Linked DNA regions of Homo sapiens: region 2 is linked to region 1. A link is an interaction called in ENCODE POLR2A ChIA-PET data of the cell type or tissue named here. Cell type or tissue: OCI-LY7. All regions are shown on one strand. Links, peaks and the distances in the headings refer to the core of each region. The heading gives the core; the rest is flanking DNA.

Region 1 (5,756 bases), core at 195-5,194:
CCAAACATCTGACTCCAAGTTCCTCGGCTTTTGGACTCTTGGACTTACACTGTGGTTTGCCAGGGGCTCCTGGGCCTTCACCCACAGACTGAAGGCTGCACTGTCGGTTTCCTTGCTTTTGAGGTTTTGGGACTTGCACTGTCTTCCTTGCTCCTCAGCTTGCAGATGGCCTATTGCAGTACTTCACCTTGTGATCATGTGAGTCAATACTCCTTAATTAACTCCCCTTCATATATACATCTATTCTATTAGTTTTGTTCCTCTAGAGAACCCTGACGAATACACTCTGTATTACTTAAGCCTAGTTCTAATGTTTGCTTTGTCTCATAAGAAGTGTTTTTTCATGCCTTTATCATGCTTTGTCATTTTTGTTGTTGTTAGAAGGTAAATCAGAAGTGAGGTCAACAAGATGAATCCCACTGTTATGTTGCTAGAGCCCTTCTGGTGTGGGGTTAAGATATGCCCCTGGCATTTTAAATTTGGTAAAACCCTAGAAACTGAAGATAAAAAAGAGAAGACCAGCTCTGCATTGGTGAAGTCGAATGGAAAAATGAAGAAGCACCAGACAAGTGTCTGTATGGGGGATTGGGAGCCAAAATCTGCCCAGCACCTCCGGTCCTAATGCTGTGCTCTGCCCTTTGATTTTTCTAAAGCTCATGCTCATGAACTCAAATAGTAAAATAATTGTGAATTGAGAGAACTGCTTCTCCGATATCCTGATATTTTTTTAAAAGTGTCTGTTTATGTTGTAGATATGAATTTACATATATATAAATTTAGGTGTGCAAGAAATGTAACTTTATTTTTTGGTACCTGATCACAATTTCTATGTTGAGTTCCTTAATTTCTGAAACCTAATGCTTGATAACTCTGGATGACCTCACTCTCTCCTTTATTTCTCAGAGGATGCCCGAGGTTTAATGGCTTGTGATTTTTGCAGTGCTTCTCTGGGCTGGTAGCCACTGAGCCATCCTTAATTCTGCCTGTTATTTAGTTGTTGGCATGCATTTTCACAACTATGTTCTTCAGTGATCTCATCCTCAGTTTTAATTATCTCTGCATCTGACTAATCTTCTTTATAGTTTCATGCTATTTGGGGGAGATGGGAAACTGATGTTTTTGCAGCAATCTGGGCTATAGGGAATTGTTGGATGGAGGTTGTCCCAGACGGTTCTAGCCTGCTGCTCCCTTGCCGGGCTTGAGGCTGCACTGCTTCCTGGGGCTTCAACAAGAGGGACATGTGAAGGTCTACTATGCCCTCAGGTTCCCCAGGCCTGTCTAGAATGTTCTCTTCTCACACTAGACCTGCCTTGGAGTGGACCTGGAGCTCAGACCTCAAGTCAGAGATGCTGCTGAATAATCAAGCTTCCTGTCCTTCCGCAATTCTCTGTTCCTCCCATGATTTGGGGGATTTTTTTTTTTTCTATTCTGAAGGATGGGGAAAGTTATCACATACTTGTTGACTTTTGAGATTTAAAAACCAAGAACTGGCTCTTTTATGTTCAGTGTTCTACCATCAAAATCTTTTCTTGGCAATCACCTTCACTTGAATGTCAAAAGGGGGTAATAAGGAAATATCAGGAAGGAAATGTGCTTTGGTTAATATGAAAAACATTTTTCCTCCAGATTTTTCAAGTGGATTGCTACAGCTCTAAAATAGTGGCTGCTGTTTCGACCTATGGATAATTAGAACATTAAAATGCACAGTGTGACATACAATCATGAGAACGAAGGACACAGAAGATTCAAATAAGCCATGCATGAAGAATGTGACTTAGATTGAAATGATGTTTTTGAATTTTTTTTAATGGGTCACTATTTTTATTCCTGAGATGGGGTGAGTGTGTGTGGAAAGTTGTTGTAAGTGGAGGGCAACAGAAATTCTGAGAAACGGTGAAACAGCCATAAAAATGAAGGGGAAAGTTTAGACCAAGGGAAAATCACTTGCTCTGAATTGTAAGTAATGTGGACTAGCAACTATCAGGAAAATGGTTAAAATAATAGTGGATTCCATTTCTGTGTACCTGCAGAGGCTCAGGTGCTCGAGCTGGCTTTTCATATAATGATTACAAAAATAACACGTGCTACCACTTTCCTGTGTGCCAGCCATTGGCTGAATGCTTCACATGGGTTAATTAATTTATTTTCACAGCCTGAGAGAGGTTAAATAAGTAACCAAACAGCACAGGTAGCTGGTGCAGCTGGCTTTAGCCCCAGGTCTGCCTGGCTCCAAGGCCTGCAGTAGTGGCCTGTGAGCTGCATTCCTGGCTGTTGTCATGGTGATGCAGATGAGCTACCTTGTATGCGGGACCCGTGCACAGGAACAGAGCTACCTCCCATGTGGCGCGTGTTTACCTGTATGTGTGGTTTTAACATATCTGCAAAGAGCATATCTGGGTTTTCAAGCAGGAGAGACTGTAAAACTATGTTTAAACAGTATGGGGCTGAGTAAAGCATCCTGTGATATATGTTCTCCAGAGGAGAGCAAATTGGTTGGCTGTTATTTTTATACTTTGACCTTGTGAGTTTTATTTTTAATTAATAATTTGACAAAATCTGAATAAGGATTTCCAAATTTTTAAGGGGAAAATTCTTTCCATTCCTGTTGTAGATTTCACTGACCATTAGTCTTTTAACTGCCCTATTTCATCCTGTTTACAATGAGCTGTTACGTAACAGATCAAAATGGCAGCGTTCCAAGAACTTAACTGCTACTCAAATGTCAGTTGGGGTACGTAGTGTTTGAAATATTTTTCACTTGCTGTTAATAGCTGTTATGTGGTTCCTGTGTCCAAATACTAAGTGCATTTGCTCATAGATGTTCGCATATAAAGAATGAGATCTGGGGATGCTGAAGTCGATGTCATACTATCATTAACAAATTTATGTTTTCATAACTTTGCTACTAAGCTTAAAGATGTGTTCCCTTCTTTTTATTCTCAGAACATTATGAAGCTTTTTAAAAATGGGAAACACATCATAGCATGTGAGGCAAAATTATACCCAGAATCTAATAAAATTAAAAAAGAGAGAGTTTAGTAAAGTGGGAAAAATAATGGTTTAACATCGGGGTTCCTGGATTCAAGATCTGTCAATGCCCAGCCATGCGATCTTCATTTTGGACATTTTAATTCTCTCTCCAGTTAAAAAATGAAGTTCAACTAGACAACCTATAATCAAGCTCCTAGTTTTAAGACTTAAAATTGTCTATAAAGAAATACACTGGGAGAAAGTAGAAAACACTTGACTCCTGGGTTTGAAAACCAGGCCTCTTATCTCTGAGCTGGGTAGCTTTGGGTGAGGTATATACTTGACTGTCCTCAAAGTTCATTAATAAAGTGGCAGAGTAGAGTGGGCAGGGGTTGAGCACCCTTTAGATGCTAAAATTGTAAAAGTATATAACTCTTCTATGGATATTCCATTTCTTTTTCTCAGATATGGAATTTCTTATTATGGAATTTTTTGAGATATGGAATTTAATTATAATATTATTGTTCATTATTATTATTATTATTTATTGTTTATTATTATTTAATATTAAATATGTGTTTATATTTCTATAAACTCCTGTTCATTTTAAACTCTAGATCAACCACGTGAGTCTCTTACACAGGAATGACACTATTCCTTTTAGTAGTTCGCATAATTTTAAATACTTGAGTTCCTATAATTTCACACATTTTAACTCCATGTTTTAACTCATGCACACTCAAATGTATGTGTGAGCACATACATGCATGCTTGTGCATGTGTGTGTGTTTGGCAATGAAAGAAATTTGGACATTTTTGTGGTGTGGGTCAAAAACAATTTTTATTGCTATACTTAAAACCAGAATCTAGTAAAACTCTCGGCATCTAAAAATGGATCTCTTGTTTTCCCTATACGACCAATAAGTAAGACCGATGAAGAGTTCCTGCTCTCTCAGGATTAGTAAAGGTAATGTGATGCTAATTTTTAAGATGGTCCATATGCCATAACAGAGTGTCATCGTAAACAGGAGGAAATACGGCAGTTAAAAGACTAATGGTCAGTGAAATCTACAACAGGAACGGAAAGAATTTTCCCCTTACAAATTTAGAAATCCTTACTCAGATTTTGTCAAATGTTTTGACTAAATGTTTATAAGCTTTAAATAAATACTAAGTATAGAGGCATAATACTGAATATCTGAAATATCTTTCTGAATTTTTTTCTTTTTAATATATGGGTTCAAGGAAAATTTCTTAGTAAATAAAAGTTGGAATAAATACGTTTGTCATTTATTATATACAGGTAGTAGCTGCTGTATTTTTCATAATCACTGTTAGCAGTTGTGGTTAAGCCCCTAAAATCATGTTTTTCTCTCTGAAAGGGGTTTTTAGGAATCAGTCACCCACTTTGTCAGTTCTGCCTGGCCTGATCTCCACGCCTCATGTTCCTTTTTGGGGTGATCCTGTGAGAAGCCTGGTGCTGGCAGGTCTGGGAATTCAGGAGGGCCTTGGAGTGTGTTCCCTACACACTTCACTGTGCTCTTCCACTCTGATCTATATAAGAGAGCAATTTAATGTGAATCTATTTTGAATAAAATAATTAAAGCAAATGTGTTTTGAGAGAAGTTCATTCATGCCAGCTGGAAACCGATAATATAAACACAAATATTTAGTGTGTGGCTTTCACTGTTCTAGGAGCTGAAGGCAGAAAATAATAAAATCACTGACCATATAGAGCTTACTTCTTAATAAAAATGATGGCACACTAGACAACTAAATCTAGACTATTTTAGAACCTTAACCTTAGATTATTCATGTTGATTCATGTGTTCTTTCATTTCTTAACTCATTCAACAAATATTACAAAGGATAACATAGCTCAGGGTAGGAACATTTAATTGGTAGGCAAAAGACGTAGAATTCTGCCCTGAATCAAATCACTTACTGTGTGTATTAGTGATTGACACATTCCTCACAAGCCTACTGTGACAATCTGGGCTGGGCTTGTCAGGGAGGTTCTTCTGCTCTTGTGGCTCTCTCATGTATGCCTGGTGGCTGGCTGGGTATTGGCTTATTTAATATGGCCCCATTGTAGACAAATGGCTCTTCCTCCAGCAAGCTAGACCAGGTATGTTTCATGGAGTGGGGGATTGATTGCAAATATGGGTTCTTTTCTCCAGCCTTTCCTGCATCCTAATCGTTTGCAATGTGACTGTGGAGTCCCTTTAATCAAGAGATTGAAAGAATTTCCCCGTTTCCAAAGTCTGAACATAGGATGTGAGGAAGTGATGCTGTGCAACCCTTGAGCACTAGGCATTAAGAGGCTGTGCACGTGTTTGTGGTATCCCTTGCTTCTCTGCTTTGACCAGCTGTCTTTGCTGGGCCCAGACATGTGTGAGAGCCCAGCCCAGATCAGTAAAGCCACACATCCAATCTCTAGTCAACTCACAATTGATAATAGGGAGATTTGAAAATATGAAAAAGCAGAATATAAAATGGGATATATATTATAACAACCCTTTGTTTTTTACAAAAATTCTCTTGTATACAAGAGAATACACAAACATGGAAATAATTGCAGAAGAGTGATGGGTTTATGCACCTTTAAAAAAATAAATAATATTCTTAATTTTATCACAAACAACAAATGTAAAATCTTTCCTTATCGCCAAAACATGTGTGCATCAATTTGTTTGGAGTAAATACAATATTTTCCATAAATGCAATTGTATTTGGAATTCTATTTTATTATTTAAAAAATCTCACAACACCTAAGTGAACCCCGT
Region 2 (5,756 bases), core at 241-5,240, 1.3 Mb after region 1:
GCATCACTGTGGCCTGGATGTGAAGTCAAAGGAGATTGTTTTGGAGCTTTAAGATTTAATGACTGCCCTGCTGGGTTTCAGACTTGCATGGGGCCTGAAGTCCCAATTTCTCCCTTTTGAAATGGGGGCATTTTCCAATGCCTGTACCCCCATTGTATCTTGGAAGTAATTAACTTATTTTGGTTTTACAGGCCCAAGGTGAAAGGGACTTTCTTTGTCTCAGATGAGATTTTGGACCTGGACTTTTGAGTTAATGCTGTAATGAGTTAAGACTCTGGGGGACTATTGAGAAGAAATGATTGTATTTTGCAATGTGAGAAGGGCATGAGATTTCACAGGGGCCAGGAGCAGAATGACACGGTTTGGCTCTGTGTCCCCACCCAAATCTCCTGTTGAATTGTAATTCCCAATGCTGAAGGAGGGTCCTGATGGGAGGTGATTGGATCATGGGAGTGGTTTCTAATGGTTTAGCACCATCCCCTACTACTGCTTGTTTGAAAGTGTATAGCACCTCCTCTTCCTCTCTCTCTCCTGCTCCACCATGTGAAGGTAGTGCTTGCTTCCCCTTTGCCTTCTGCTGTGATTGTAAGTTTCCTGAGATGACCTCAGAAGCAGAATCCTGTACAGCTTTCAGAAACGTGAGCTGATGAAACCTCTTTTCTTAAAAATTACCCAGTTTCAGGTATTTCTTTATAACAGTGTGAGAACAGACTAACACAATAGTTTTCCCTGCCTTGTGGTGCTTTACAAAGAGTACTGACCACTTATTTACATCCTGGGGTCAAAAGAAACCTAGAGCACACTGGTTGTGTAGAAAACAACATGTTATCTGTTGTGGTGGAGTTTCCACAAAAATATATTCAATGGAAATGGAAATGGGGGCAGAGAAGGGAAATGCAGGTGGAAAATCATGACTGTAACAATGTGGGTAGAAGATGTAGAGAGAGAAGGTGCTAAAAGTTGTTGAGTTTACCACATGCCACACACTGTCTTGAGGATTTTCTACACCTTATCACAAGACCCAGTGAGGGGCTCTCATCGTCCAGGGCTATGTGTCCCCTCCAAGGCCCATGTCAGCAAGATGACAAGAGCTGGGCTCTGAACCTCATCCTGCCACCACTTCCACAAGCACTGTATGTAACCCTAATGGGGTTTCAACATGGCTGACTAGCAGCCATACCCAAACTGGCAGCTTGGACTTCGATCGCATCTGAATTCAGAGCCTGTGTGTCCTGCGCAGTGAGAGGTTTGGGATTCTGTGCTGCAGAGCTTTCCTGGGACCCAGTGAAAAGAATGTGTCAGGCTCTAGGCTTGGACCCAGGAGCTTGCAGGCACATGCATGGCTTCTCCCCTGGCTGCTGCCCAGTGATGGCCATGACAGCACCTGACGGCTGCCACCCAGTGCCAGGCTAACACCACTGTGTGGAAACACACTTTGATTTCCCAATTATATTATTCACAGACACAAACAAAATATCCTTACACTGCCCAAACCAGTGTACCTATGTGCCAGGAGGTCACAGAGACCTGAGATTCAGGAGGTTGGGGCAACCCTTAAGTCAAGAGGTCAGGGCAACCCTAGAGTGAGGAGGCAACTCTGGGGACCTGGAAGTCAGAAAGCCCTGGGGGTGGCCTGGCCAGCTTTGTGCTGTATTTTGGGACATGAGATGGGGTCCAGGCTAGGTCCTTGGCAGCTCTGTGATCTTGGGCAAGTAGCCTGATAGCTCTGTGCCTCAGTTTTCCCATTGGCAAATGGAATAGCACCTGCCACATCAGATTTTTCTGTATCAGTCCTTGTGATAGAAAATAATTACACTATAGGAGGTCAGGGTTCCTCACCAGGTAAGAGGGTTGTCATGGTAGTCATTTGAGTTACTGTTTTCTTCCTTGTGCTCAAGAGGGCCCTCTGGGAAAGTCATTGTGGTTTCTTCGTCCTCTACAAGATTCAACATGGCCTCACCCTGATGGCTCTCTGATGCTGTCTGCCCCTCTCTCCTGCCCTCTGACCCCTTCTAACCAGGACACACTCTGCTGTCCTCTTGACTCCCCAGCATACTCTCCCAGTTTTAAGGTCTGACCCTTAATTCCATCAGCAAAGTCTCTTTTCCCATGTGACAGAACAGATTCACAGGTTCAGGGGAATAGGGCGTGGTCATCTCTGCAGGCCACTATTCTGGGGCCAAGTGGTACTTCTGACAAATACTTGTCATGTGCATCTGTTTCATCCTTGCCTGGAACTGTTAAGGTCTTATGACAGGGAACTTAGACTTTTGTGCTTTCAAAAGTAATTCAAGACTCCAGTCTAAGAACAAACCACTCTGTCCTCAGTCACGCCCAGGTGGCACATAGTGCAGGGAAGAGAGACCTGAGCAGGAACTGGGAACCGGGACCAAGCAGCCCCCGCTGCTTCACTCCAGTATTCTGCACAAGCCTCTCCCTTCTGCTGCCCTCAGTTTCCCCATCTGGAAAATGAATTGACGGTGCTAAGGGAGCTTTACCTTCAAACACTCTTATTCATTAGGTGTTGTTTTTAGAAAAAATGCGAAACAATTAAGTGATGTTAAAGTTTATCCACCATCCTGCCATCTGGATGTCACAAACGCTACCATTTCTGTGTGTCTCTTTTTGGATATGTGTGTACATATGTGCCTGTGTTAATTTTGTTCTTTTTTTTTTTTTTTTTTTTGACTGAAGCCTCCTCCTCCCGGGTTCAAGCAATTCTCGTATCTCCGCCTCCCAAGTAGCTGGGACTACAAGTGCACACCACCATGCCTGGCTAATTTTTGTATTTTCAGTAGAGATGGGGTTTCACCATTTTAGACAGGCTGGTCTTGAACTCCTGACCTTAGGTGATCCACTTGTCTCAGCCTCCCAAAGTGCTGGGATTACAGGCGTGAGCCACTGTTCCCAACCCTGTGTCATTTTTAAAATGAGATCACACTATACTGTCTATTCTATAGCTTTTTTCTCCTTTAATATATCACAAACATCTTCTCTGTAGTGTGTGTATGCACACATGTGTACATCCATGCACATACACATGTTCATACTCACATACTGGCTGCAAAGTATTCCTTCCCTCAGACTCATTCTAATTTATTTCATCAGTGTCCTTTTCCTGGCTTTGCACACTGCATCTACTTGGGCTTTTAAAGATAACACTCCATGGCTACCAGTAACAGGAAATAAGGAATGACTCAGTTTGATTATCTCCTGACATACTCATACAAGTGGAATTGCTGGTTCAAGGCCATCCATACTTTTAAGTGTATCATACATTCACACCAACTTGCACTCCAGAAAGGCTGTACCCCTAGAGCCCCACCCCCAGGGTAGAAGAATTTCGAGCCACTCTCAGCACTTGAACCTGGAGCCAGTCACCCGGCTGTGTTGCTCTGCGCCAACCAGGGCAAGTTGGGATGGCTCTCTGACAAACCCTTTCTAGTGCTCTCTGAAGCCTCAGGAAGAACCCAGGATTCAGGGATCTCAACCTCTCTTGCCACTGAGTGTTCTGAAAGCGGACAGTCAGAGGGTGAGGGTGAGCATTCACCGCAGGCCTCAGCTCTGCGTGCTGTACACAGGCCTGGGTGCTGAGAGCCGCTTAGCTCTGCAGCCGTGCCTCCTCATTTAGGTTCCTATGTGCAGATGTTTCAGAGCTGGGAAAGCCCTCACATAGCACTTCATTTTACAGAGAAAGGAGAGAGCCAGTGACAGCATTCATTCACCAAAATCACATGGCAACTTAGTGGCAAAGTTCAGAAAAACAATACAGAGTAGCAAGGGATAAAAAGCACTTATTTTGGAGTCAGACAGTCCTGGGTTCTTGTCTTGGTTCTGCTAAATACCACTAGGTAAACTCCAGCAATTTGCCCCACAACTATGGGCTGTCTTTCCCTTATTAAAACAGGCTTACTGGCCGTGCATGGTGGCTCACACCTGTAATCCTGGCACTTTGGGAGGCCAGGCGGGCAGATCACGCAGAGTTCGAGACCAGCCTGGGCAACATGGCAAAGCCTGTCTCTACAAAAAAGTACCAAAATTAGCCAGGCATGGTGGCATGCACCTGTAGTCCCAGCTACTTGGGAGGCAGAAGCAGAAGGATCCTTTGACCCCAGGAGGCAGAAGTTACAGTAAGCCAAGATCACATTGCACTCTAGCCTGGGTTACAGAGCAAGATTCTGTCTGAAAAAAAAAAAAAAAAAAAAGTAAGTAAATGAATAATAAAATAAAATAGGCACACTAAAAACTTTGCTTTGGGGTTGTTAGAAAACTGAGATTATGTCTAAGAACAAACTACCACAGATCATTCTAGTCGTTACTAGCTTCTGAATTGCTCTTTTTAGTTTCATTCCCCAAAAAAGTTAAGGCATGGTTAGAGATTACTATTAGTATAGATCAGCTTTAGTATAGATTGGTAAAGATTAATTTACCATTACTCTGTGGCACGTGTTGCCTTTCATTCGTGCAGTGGTTCCTAAGTGGACCTGCAGCAGAGCAACACCTGGGAGTCGTTAGGTGATACCAATCACGGGTCCCTGCCCAGGCCTGCCCAATCAGGAACTGGGGCTGGCCCAGCGCTCTGGGCTCTAACAAGCCCTCCAGGAGGTTCTGAGCAGCTCAAGTTTCAGAAGCACTCAATGAAGGACTGACTGGTAAGGAGTCTTCTGCAGAGAAACATACCTTGTAGTCCAGTGGTTGTGGGTCCTCTTTTCTTGACATGGAAACGTGTTTTTTTTTTTTTCCAGTTGCCTTGTGGATTGAGTTGGGGTGGTAATCTCCTTTCCCGTAGGTGGTTATGATGCACATCAAACAGTATTTGGCACAGGTGGCTTGTTGCTGGGGGGTGGGGGGGTGGGGCGCAAGTGCCCAGCCAGCCTTCACTTCCCACAGGCTCAGGTGCACACAACAGAAACCAACAAGGGGAAGACCTAGAGGGCGAGGGAAACCTGCCCCACACCTGTGCAATGGCGTGGCCGTCAGGCTAACTCTGGCTCGGGTGGGCTCCTGCATACCTACCTGGGCCTAAGTGGGGACACAGCAGGTATTTCTTGGTGCTGAGGGCCACAGGGTGGGCGCTGCAACTGCCCACTTGGAAGCCAGCCCCAGAGGCAAAGCAGGATGGAGCCTGGGGTGCAGGTAGGTGGGGAGGGGTGCAGCCTGGGAATGAGATCTAGCTGAATACAGTAAGAGGTGGCGGGTGGGTAGGAAGGAAGGGCCCTCAAGGCTGCCCGAGCAAGAGGTTGGTTGAGGACTGGCCTTAGGCCTGGCCCTGTCCTGAGCTGGCACAAAGCTGTGGCCTGGTCCTGGTGGCCTGTGGGTTGGGCAGGCCGGGCACTAACACCCTGGGGTCCTCGGGAGCCTTGCCCAGAGTCTCCTCTTGATGCCCACGACATGGCCTGCAGGAGAGATCTTCTGCCAGAGCCCTTGGGCTTCCACATCTCATCAGCCTGGGCTCTGAGGCCCCAGGTGTGTCCCAGGCCCTCCAGATTCCCCAGAGCCCACGCACAATCTCAGTGACATCAGGTGGGGTCAGACATTGTCCTGAGACACTGGGCATTGGTCCTCCTCCATCTCCTCCCCTGGCCTGTCTCATGAGGCCTTTGGAACCTCAGCATTAAGAACCACCTTAGCCACAGCCCTTAGGGAAAGCCAGGCCACCAAGGGGACCAGCAGCCCCAGGGCACAGTGACAGGACACCTCATGCTCTAGATGCAAAAGGAAATGCCATCCTGCAGAAGTAGATCACAATCCCACCT

The links. Peaks named below come from ENCODE experiments on the same cell type or tissue, not always from the same donor. Only the 100,000 strongest peaks of a DNase experiment are listed, where the experiment ranks them.
Region 2: POLR2A ChIA-PET joins it to region 1 with 5 read pairs; 2 of 35 experiments call an interaction of 5 or more read pairs at or near these places.

Annotation. Positions count from the first base shown.
Region 1 is chr7:47,150,247-47,156,002 of GRCh38, reverse strand. No RefSeq gene overlaps it. Among named protein-coding and RNA genes, the nearest start is that of SNORD151, 310 kb to the left of the region's middle. In OCI-LY7, for the core only: no CTCF peak of the experiment used is centred there; DNase peaks (open chromatin) are centred at 1,262, 2,212 and 2,702; H3K4me3 peaks cover 4,883 bases; H3K27ac peaks cover 5,000 bases.
Region 2 is chr7:45,872,370-45,878,125 of GRCh38, reverse strand. CCDC201 (coiled-coil domain containing 201) reads left to right here and starts at 5,044. Exons shown (of 3, transcript NM_001395235.1): 1 at 5,044-5,136. The coding sequence starts at 5,119. In OCI-LY7, for the core only: no CTCF peak of the experiment used is centred there; no DNase peak of the experiment used is centred there.